2 separate regions of the Homo sapiens genome follow, and region 2 is linked to region 1. A link is an interaction called in ENCODE POLR2A ChIA-PET data of the cell type or tissue named here. Cell type or tissue: MCF 10A. All regions are shown on one strand. Each heading gives the region's core, and the rest is flanking DNA. Links, peaks and the distances in the headings are about the cores only. Region 1 has its middle 48 kb from the start of LINC03086. Region 2 has its middle 30 kb from the start of PDYN.

Region 1 (5,383 bases), core at 132-5,131:
TTTATTTGCAGATGACATCATCATCTATGTAGAAAATCTAATGAAATCTATAAAAAGCTATTAGAACTAAGTGAATTTGGCAAGGTTGCCAGATTCACGATCCATATACAACAATCAATTGTATTTCCATATGCTAGCAATAAATAATCAGGAATTGAAATGGAAAAAATAATACCCATTTAAAATATCATCAAAAAGTATGAACTACATATGGATAAATCTGGCAAAAGAAATCAAAGATTTGCATGGTCTACAAAATATTGCTGGGAAAATTAAAGAAATTTAAATAAATGAGGAGATATAAGTCGATCCTCACTATTTTGTATTTGCAAATTCACCTACTCACTAAAATTTATTTGTAACCCCAAAATCTAACCACAGGGCTGTAGCAGTCACTCAGAGACATGTACAGGCAGCAAAAATGTGAGTAGCCAGATGCTCACGTTCCCAGCTGAAGTCATACAAGGCAACTCCCTGCCTTCTTGATTCAGGTCTTATAACTGTTGACAAGGATCCTTTCCACAGTCTATTTAGTGCCATGTTTTTCACATGTATGCTTTTCGCTGGTGACTTTAAACTGTCCCTATATATAGTGCCCAAGTGCTGCCTCATGTTCCCACATACAAGGAGGCTGCAGTGTGCCTCATGGAGAAGACACATGTGTTAGGAAAGCTCCGTTCAGGGGTGAATTATGGTGCTGTTGGATGTGAGCTGAATGTGGATGAATCAACAGTGGCTACTATAGGCCAGGCACGGTGACTCACGCCTATAATCCCAGCACTTTGGGAGGCCGAGGTGGGTGGATCACCTGAGGTCAGGAGTTTGAGACCAGCCTGACCAACATGGTGAAACCCCATCTCTACTAATAATACAAAACTTAGCTGGGCATGGTGGTGCACGCCTGTAATCCCAGCTACTCAGGAGGCTGAGGTAGGAGAATCGCTTGAACCTGGGAGGTGGAGGCTGCAGTGAGCTAAGATCATGCCATCGCACTCAAAAAAAAAAAAAAAAGAAAATAGCTATTACATAAGGTGCCTTTAAAGAGAAATGCACACAAAGCAAGGTAATGTATTATCAATGGACAAGAATGTTGGAGCCAGAGGCTCACAGGAACTGCACTCTGTACTTCCCCTGGGATCAATGGTTCAGTATTTGCTAATTCAGTGTTCGTGGACACTTTACAAAACATAACTACCATGAATAACAAGAATTAATCATAGTTTGTTCGTGGGCCGGAAAACTCAAAGTCATTAAGATGGCAATTCTCTCTGAACTCACCTATAGATTCACTGGAATCCCCACCAAAATCTCAGCAGGCTCTTTTTGTAGGAGTCGACAAGCTGATTTTAAAACTCATATAAAAAAGTAAAGGGGCCTAAAATGGTCAAAACAACTCTAAAAAAGAACAGTTAGAGGGCTAACACTATCTGATTTGAAGAAGTATTATGAAGCTACATTAATCAGAACAGCATGGTATTGGCATAAAGATAGGCATATAGATCAACAGACAAGAATAGTGAGTCCAAAATTAGATCCACATGTATTTAGACAACTGATTTTTGACAAAGTTACAAAGGCAGTGCTGTGGAAAAAGGCTAGCGTTTTTAACAAATGGTGCTAGAATAACCAGATAACTATATTTAAAAAAATAAACTCAATATATGCCTCACACTGTATACAAAAGTTAAATCGAAGTGGATCAAAGATTTAAATATAAAATGACAAAACTTCTAGGAGAAAACATACAAGAAAATCCCGATGGCACTGGCAGATATCTCTTAGATGACAGCAAAAGCACAATTTATAAAAGAACAAATGGATAAATTGAACCACATCAAAATTTAAAACTTCTGTATTTCGGCCGGGCGCAGTGGCTCACGCCTGTAATCCCAGCACTTTGAGAGGCTGAGGCAGGCAGATCACGAGGTCAAGAGATCAAGACTATCCTGGACAACATGGTGAAACTCCATCTGTACTAAAAATACAAAAATTAGCTGGTCGTGGTGGCACGTACCTGTACTCCCAGCTACTCAGGAGGCTGAGGCAGGAGAGTCGCTTGAACCCAGGAGGCGGAGGTTGCAGTGAGCCGAGATAGTGCCACTGCACTCCAGCTTGAAGACAGAGCAAGACTCCATCTCAAAAAAAAAAAAAAAAACCTAAAAACTTCTGCATTTCAAGGGACACTGTTAAAAGAATAAACAGACAAAACAGACTGGGAGAAAATCTTTACAAAGCATGTATTTAATAAAGAATTTGTATCAAGAATATAAAGAACTGTCAAAATTGAATAATAATAAAACACCCCCGCAAGCTGGCAAAAGATTTGAATAGACATGTCACCAGAGACCATAAGCATGGCAAACTGCACATAAAAAGATGCTCAACATCATTTGCCATCAAGGAAAATTAAATTGAAAAGTTTTAAATTTAAATTTAATTGTTTTATACTTAAGTTGTAAACATTTTAAATTTAAATTTAAAGATCAAATTAGGCCGGGCACAGTGCCTCACGCCTGTAATCCCAGCACTTTGGGAGGCCGAGATGGGTGGATCACCTGAGGGCAGGAATTGCAGACAAGCCTGGCCAACATGGTAAAACCCCGCCTCTACTAAAAATACAAAAATTAGCTGGGCGTGGTGGCATGCACCTGTAAACCCAGCTACCCAGGAGGCTGAGGCAGGAGAATTGCTGGAACCTGGCAGGCAGAGGTTTCAGTGAGCCGAGATCACACCACTGCACTCTAGCCTGGGTGACAGAGCAAGACTCCGTCTCAAAAAAAAAAAAAAAAAAAAATCAAATTAAATCTCCAATAAGGTGCTACTTGCTACACACCTATGTTGGTAAGTAGGAGGAAGAACTGGAACTCTTATGCCCTGTTGGTAGGATGGAAAATGGTATTACCACTTTTGAAACACTTCAGCAATTTCTTAAAAATTAACCATAAACTCCAGCCATTTCACTTCCAGGTACTTACTCAAAAGAAAAGGAAATCCATGTTCATGCAAAGACTTAGATAAGTACATCTTTATTTATAATAGCCCCAAACTGGAAACAACCCATCTGTCCATCTGCATATCAATGCATGGATAAAAGAATTGTGGTATATCCACACAGCCAAATGCTACTCAAGAACACAAAGGAAAACTAGGCATACATGCAGTAACATGGGTGAGTCTCAAAGTAACAATGCTGAGGGAGAGGAACTAGACACAAAGAGTATGATTTTATTTACATAAAACGCTAAAAAATGCAAACCAATCTATAGTAACTGAAAGCAAGTCAGTGGTTCCTTCAAGATGGTGAAGGGCTGCAGGGGAATATGACAAAGATACCCGAGGAGGGCCGGGGGCAGTGGCTCACGCCTGTAATCCCAGCACTTGGGGAGGCCGAGGCCTGTGGATCCCTTGAGGCCAGGAGTTTGAGACCAGCATGACCAACCAACATGGTGAAACCCCATCTCTACTAAAAATACAAAAATTAGCGGGGCGTGGTGGCAGGCGCCTGTAGTCCCAGCTACTAGGGAGGCTGAGGCATGAAAATCAGTTGAACCCAGGAAGCGGAGGTTGCAGTGAGCTGAGATCGCACCACTGCACTCCAGCCTGGGCAACAGAGTGACAGTCTGTCTCAAAACAAAACAAAAAACCAAAGATACCTGAGGAGAATTAGTTGTGACGGGTGTGTTCACTCCCTGGAATACGGTGACGATTTCATGCGTGTACACATATGTCAAAACTTATTAAGTCGTATATTAAAATATGGGCAATTCATTGTGTGTCAACTATACCTCAATCAAATTGTTTTTAAAAAGTAGGAAGGACATAAGAGTTCACCTGAAGGGGCCCCTACCTGGAGGCCAAACTTGGAACAATTTGAGCGTCAAATAAGAACAGTGATGATAATGGATTTACAACACATCGAACAATAATAATAGTTTTTTAATCTGTGTATGATGATACTACGAAAGCAGGGGAGAGGGAAGGGAGAGGAAAGCTTTACAGAAGAACATAGAAAGGATAATGGGAAAAATCTCTATTTGCAGCTACTAATGCAATAATTGATTCAGGCAAGGCATCAATAGCTGCTAAAATCACTATGTGAAAATTCGTGAGGAAACAGGTACTCACATATCTCAAATATCATAATTCATCACACAGATGAATTACTATGTACAAAAGGAAAGATTAGCTTTATAATGGAGAGATCTTCGGGAACACATTAGTCAAATGATCACACCTTAGCATTACCAATGATGAGACAAACTGGCAGGAGGCCCCTCCTTATATAACACAATGGGAGACACAGCCTCCCCTCTGCAGATCTCGTGCCCAGAATGCTTAGCCAAGTCTAATCACAAGGAAACAATCAGACACACCCAAATTGAGGAACATTCTACAAGACACCTGGGCTGTCTCTTTTACAAATGTCAATGTCATGAAAGGAAAAAAAAGGTGGGGGCGATGGTACAGTGGGGACTATTCATTCCAGATTAGACCCTAAAGGAATGTAACAACCAAAGGAAGTGCCTGATCCTTGATGGAATCCCGTACTGAAAAGAATAAAAGTAAAACTGCTATAAAGGACATTATCGAGACATTTGGGGAACTAGAATATGAGCTGTATGAGGACAGCCTTGTAACAATGTTAAACATTTTGGTTATTCTGGTATTTAGTTAGTATTTTTGTTGTGTGGGAGAATGCCGCTTGTTGTAGTATTCTGCTTGATACACGGATGCATGCCCAAGTTTTTAGGGGTGAAGCTTTATGATATCTCTCTCGCTCTCTCCCACCCTGCCCTACCCCAGCCACATACCTGCCTACCAAGAGAACAGCACAAATGTGGCAAAATGCTAACTAGGGAGGCTTGGCGAAGGGTGTAAGGGTATTCATTGCATGATTCTTTTAATTTCTCTGTAGTACAAAAATATTCAAATTAAAAGCTAGAGGGCAGGCTGGGCGTGGCAGCTCACGCCTGTAATCCCAACACTTTGGGAGTCCGAGGCAGGTGGATCATTTGAGATCTGGAGTTCAAGACCAGCCTGGCCAACATGGTGAAACCCCATCTCTACTATAAAAAAAAAAAAAACAAAAATTAGCCGGGCATGGTGGCAGACATCTATAATCCCAGCTACTCAAGAGGCTGTGGCAGGAGAATCATTTGAACCCAGGAGGCGGAGGCTACAATGAGCTGAGATCGTGCCTCTGCACTCCAGCCTGGGTGACAGAGTGAGACATCATTTAAATAAATAAATAAAAGCTGGAGGGGAAAGGTAGGGGTGGCTGGTCCAGAAGGGTCCTTCCAGCTCCAAGAGTCAGCTACCAGCTCTGACCTTTGATTGCCAGTACCTGGGCCCCTCCTGCCCACCTGGCAGCATCTTCCTTCTC
Region 2 (5,383 bases), core at 184-5,183, 140 kb before region 1:
CATCTGTAGAATGGAGGATCTCAGAGTTCAGCTCAGCTCTGTACTTCTTCACCATGATTTACCACCTTCCCCTTGAAGACATGAAGCTCCCACTCCATCAGAGAAAATGGAACCACAAGAAAGTTAGAATCCTTCCAGACACCAAATCCTTCCACAGCCTCCAAAGTCCTGGGTGATCTCGCCTCCCAGTGCCTTGCCAACCCAGTCTCCTTTCGCTCTCCTCCTTAGTGCATTAAAACCACTTTGCTTCTTGCTCACACCGAGGTCTTCTCAGCCTCAAAGTTGCCCTCAGGCTCTCCTCTCTGCCCTGAAAACTCCACCCAGCTCCTAGTTGGATGGATTGTTCCTTCTTATCCATAACTCTTAGAAGTCTTCCCTGGCCCCAAGACTAGGCCAAGTTCCCTAGGTACAGGGTCTCTTAACCCCATGGAACTCTTTTCTTTTTTGTTTGTTTGTTTTTTTGTTTGTTTGAGATGGAGTCTCGCACTGTCGCCCAGGCTGGAGTGCAGTGGCGCGATCTCTGCTCACTGCAAGCTCCGCCTCCCGGGTTCACGCCATTCTCCTGCCTCAGCCACCCGAGTAGCTGGGACTACAGGCGCCCGCCACCACGCCCAGCTAATTTTTTGTATTTTTAGTAGAGATGGTGTTTCACCGTGTTAGCCAGGATGGTCTTGATCTCCTGACCTCGTGATCTGCCGGCCTCGGCTTCCCAAAGTGCTGGGATTACAGACGTGAGCCACCACGCCCTGCCGCCATGGAACTCTTTTCTACAGCACTTCTTGGAGCCTCTGATTAATAAGTTATTGGCATGATTATGTGTCTATTGACTGAACTCATGCTAGAATGTAAGCTCCATAAATGCAAGGGCTCTGTCTGACTTGTTCACTATAACCCCAGTGTTCAGCACAGTGCAGGCAGATAGTGGCTGCTCAGCACATATCTTATGCATGCCTGATGAATGGAGAAATGAATGTGATGGATGGGTGGATATAATGGATGGATGGACAGACAGCCAAACACATGGATAGATGAATGCTATAGATGAATAGATAGATGCTATGTGTGGGTAGAAGGATAAATGGATAGACAGATGGGTTAACGGCTTTCTCTAGATCACTTATGCCAGAGGGTTCTCCATCTCATATTCCCAGGTTTCCTGGCTGGCAGCCCCCTGCTGCAGTTTTTATTACTCCTTCCTGCGCTGACAAAGACAGCCTGGTTGGATCTTACCTGGGCCCACACTGCTGGGAAAGTGGCCAAGAGACTCCAGATCTGACTTGGGTATGCAGCAGCAGGAGATTGTGGGCTGATGTGGAAATATCCTCTCCTGGGGAGAAGGTGGGCCCATAGCAATTATGCAACAGAAAGGGCTCTTGAAGTAAATCTGTCTTGCACAAACAGGTTAGAGTTAAATTTGACCTGAGCATGAATCACGCTGTCAGTTTCCCATTCAACCACATCACTGAGCTAGCAACCTCTGTGAATGCTACTATTTATATAGATACAAATACATGTATTTATACAGACAGAGGTATGTGCGCAACTGAAGCTTTCTGATTAATTGTATCCTTGGAGAGAAAGACTTCTTTTTATAACTCCTCCTTTTATGCTCAGTAAAAGCTGGTTCAAGGCTACAGAGAGGGAAGTCCTTGAAGGACTGAGGGGTGCCCAGAGTGGGAGGAAAGATCAACAATTCATTCAGCAAACATTTCCTGATGCTTACTCTGGGGCAGGCACTTAGAAGTGTTAGTGGGGTGGTGAAGGGTGTGAAAATTAATAACATGCTTTTTGCCCCCATGTTATTCAAAGTCTGGTGGGGCTGACTGACACACGGAAGGTTAGTGGGTGGTTAAGGATTCAGACTTTGAAATCAAATAGGTGGGGATTCAACTCCCAGCTTCACCATGTACTTGCTGTGTGACCTTGGCAAGTTATTTAAGGTCCCCGAGCCCAATCTCTCATCTCCATGGGTAACAGATGCAGATATTATATAGATATATAGATAGTATCTACCTGCTAGAGTTTTTGTGAGCCTGGAATAAGACAGCAAATGTGAAGCCTGACGCAGAGTAAACACTCAAGAATCATCATCATCATTGCTTCATAGCTAACCTTTTTCAGTGTTTAGGACGTGCCAGGTACAAAAAGCACTTACAGGTATTAACCCACTTAATCCTCAAAACAACCCTCGGAGAGTGATATTATTCCCCATCCCACCCCATTTTCTCAGATGAAAAAGTATGACACAAAGAGGTTAAGTGATTTGTCCAAGGTCACACCTCTCCTAATTGGTGGAACCAGGCTTTGAACTCATAATACCAACCTGGGTCCAGATGGTTACAAGTCCACCCCAGGTTTTCTTTAGCACCCTTTTGGCATCCTTTTCGAAACTGTGCTGATCCTCCGGCCAGCGCCTTGAGGACAGAGAGGAAATTGCTTCTTTGATCATTAATTATTGTTACCTGCCAGGTATTTCATATATAGGAGAAGCAGTATTGTGTAGTGTTTATGGTTTGAATCTATGCTCTTATCCCACATTAAAGAAAGAATTAGAAACAGTAGTAATAAGATGAACAATCTAACTTAAAAGGCATCGTACAGGGGAAAGGCTTTAGCTCAGATCAGCTTCTGGTACCATCTACGTGCTACCTGACTTTGGGCAAATCAAGTCCTCTCCAATGCCCTTTCAGCTACTCTCAGCACTTTGCTTATTTAATAAACACTTCTCTGGTCATCCTTCTGAGCATGTGACTAATATTAAGTTTCATATAATCTTATCAGATAGGAAGTTAGTATATCCCCATTCCGTGGAAGGGAAAACTGACACACAAAGAGGTCAGACAACTTGCCTAAGGTCAGACAGCTGGTCAAGGGCAGAGCCAGGATTCAAACCAAGCAGTCTAGCCCCATGCTCAGTCTTCTTAAACATATGACCCTGTCCTATCACATGCACCCTATCACATTGTATCCACCCATCGACCCACAGTGGGTAAATAGTATCACCGCCATTGTACACATGAGGATGCTGACGCTCAGGGAGGAAAGCCACTCACCCAAGTGCTCTGACTTGTAAGTGGCAGTGCCCTAAGATCAAAACCTCAAAACCAGGTCTGCCATGTGTTCTTCCCACAGCAGCCAGCAGGATTTTTCTATCAGTCCACTTTCCCGGTCAGGTTTATTGGCTTCTCCTTGCTCTCAGGATTAAGTCCAAGGGCTTTAATCCAGTTTAACAGACCTTCAAAGATGTGGCCAGCAAATGTCTCCCACCCTGTCACTCACCACTCCCCCTCACACTACCTGAGCCAAACTGAATAACAGGCAGCACCTAAAGGTGCCAGACTCTTTCCCAGCAGAACCAAAATCCTGTCCTTGATTCTGCCGGGAAAGAGAGGCTGGCACCTTTGGGAGCTGCCTGTTATTCCCTCAAAGAGCCTGGCATCTCCTACTCCATAGCTGTCCCCAAATTCCTGTGACTTCCATGGGGCTTTGCCTGGTCCACTCTGCTGACCATGTGCGCTGACCATGTCATTGTCTCTGACATCCCCGTATCCTCCCAGACCCCATGTGCAGCCCCTCACTGGGTTCCATGGGCAATCCAATCACGGAAAGTTTTAAACAAGATCTAGGGGTGAGTTCATGGGGAGGTGCTCATAAGGAATGGGACAGTGGCTGGCGACCAAGGTAGCCCCAGCATCTGGGACAGGGTCTGACCGTGGAAGACTCTCCATGGGAAGGAACAAAGTGGGGATAGAGAATGCACAAGCACACTGGCAGCACCCACCCGTAACTACTCCCAAGTCATTTCAGAACCAGAATACACTCCTCTCTTTGTCTCAGTTTCCACATTATTGCAATCACATCTTAACATTGAAGCAATGGTCTTGAGAGTCTCCTACTCCATCCACCCCCAGGAGCTTATCAGTTTATATCAACTTATTCTTTTAATTCGGCTCTCTGAAAACAAATCATGCCCACCCCTTACCCTAATCCAATAGAAACCAAATCTGTGCAGTGCGACCCAGGCATTCATAATTTTTATCTACCTGCTCCCACCTCACCCCCCACTCCTAACCATTTTCCCCGCCCTTTTGTGGTTAAGTGTCACTGGTCTCTCAGTCTCTTCCTCAAGAAAGTCTTCCCTGCTGTCATTCCTCAAATCAAGTTGGGTGTCCTTCCTCTAAGCTCCCACAGCACTTACTTTCTCTTATACTCTGAACCTCGAGTTTTTAAACTCCAGACTAGTCTTATTATCTGTGAGTTTTTCCAGAGTCTAGAATGATGCCTACCATATTGTAAAAGAGCTTAATAGCTATGGAATAAATGAGTGAATTCAACTTTGAGGATGCTTCCCACTTTTCACTCTTGTAATTAACAGTGAGTAGCTCCATAAATATGCCTTTTCCTGTGTTTTAGAATATTTCCCCAGAAGTAGGGCTCCTGGGACAAGGATAAAGACTTGTGTGTCTCTCACTATAGTGTAGATGCCTCACTCACACTTTTTCCTTACTCCTTTCTAACAAAACCCTGCACATGTCACCTATAGAGTTTGGGCAAGATTTATTAAACCTTCACACCATTGAGTGAATCCCTGATTTAAATCCAACTGGGATGTCCTTTCACTCCCCACACCCACACCATCCATACCAGCCACACCCCACATATACACAGAGTGAGGGACTTAGGGGTGATCACGTGAACAAAGCTAGTCCAATGAGAGTCAACCAGACTCAGGTCCAACCCTTCTTTTTAATTGACAAATAAGAATTGTATATATTTATTGTGTACATGATATTTTGAAATATGTATACAATTGAAGCTCCATATCCATGGTTTCCACATCAGTGGATGCACCCAACCATGGATCAAAAGTAATAGGAAAAAAGCAATAAAAAATAACAATACAACAATGAAAAATAATACAAATAAAATATAGTATATTTACATAGCATTTACATTGTATTTGATACTATAAGTGGTCTAAAGATAATTTAAAATATACCAGAGATATGTGTAGGTGTCACAGGATCCTTGGGGTGTCGCTTTTCCAGCCAGAAACCTCTGTGGCCAGTGGCACCTTTGCTCAAGTTTTGCTCAGGCCCACTGGACTCGTTCTGCCCACTCAGCCTGGCAAGCTGTGCTCGGCTCATGTTACCAGCCTGGATCCCACACCTGCCAAGGGTAAGCCAGCCATGGAGTAGTAAGGCACGTGTGAATAAGCATGGGGTCCAACCACTGTGCACAGCCAGGCATGCCAGCTGCGGCGGGGCAGGCAGCTCCAGGCGCTGGCATGGGTGCCAGCTCTCTGCGAGGCTGCAGCTGGACCAGGTGTACTGCTAGCAGCTTCCACAGCTGGCACTGGGGAACATGGTGGCGCACAGAAGCT

Evidence for each region. Peaks named below come from ENCODE experiments on the same cell type or tissue, not always from the same donor. Only the 100,000 strongest peaks of a DNase experiment are listed, where the experiment ranks them.
Region 2: POLR2A ChIA-PET joins it to region 1 with 5 read pairs; 2 of 35 experiments call an interaction of 5 or more read pairs at or near these places.

What each region holds. Positions count from the first base shown.
Region 1 is chr20:2,156,418-2,161,800 of GRCh38, forward strand. No RefSeq gene overlaps it. Among named protein-coding and RNA genes, the nearest start is that of LINC03086, 48 kb to the right of the region's middle. In MCF 10A, for the core only: no CTCF peak of the experiment used is centred there; no DNase peak of the experiment used is centred there.
Region 2 is chr20:2,020,969-2,026,351 of GRCh38, forward strand. No RefSeq gene overlaps it. Among named protein-coding and RNA genes, the nearest start is that of PDYN, 30 kb to the left of the region's middle. In MCF 10A, for the core only: no CTCF peak of the experiment used is centred there; DNase peaks (open chromatin) are centred at 1,333 and 2,373.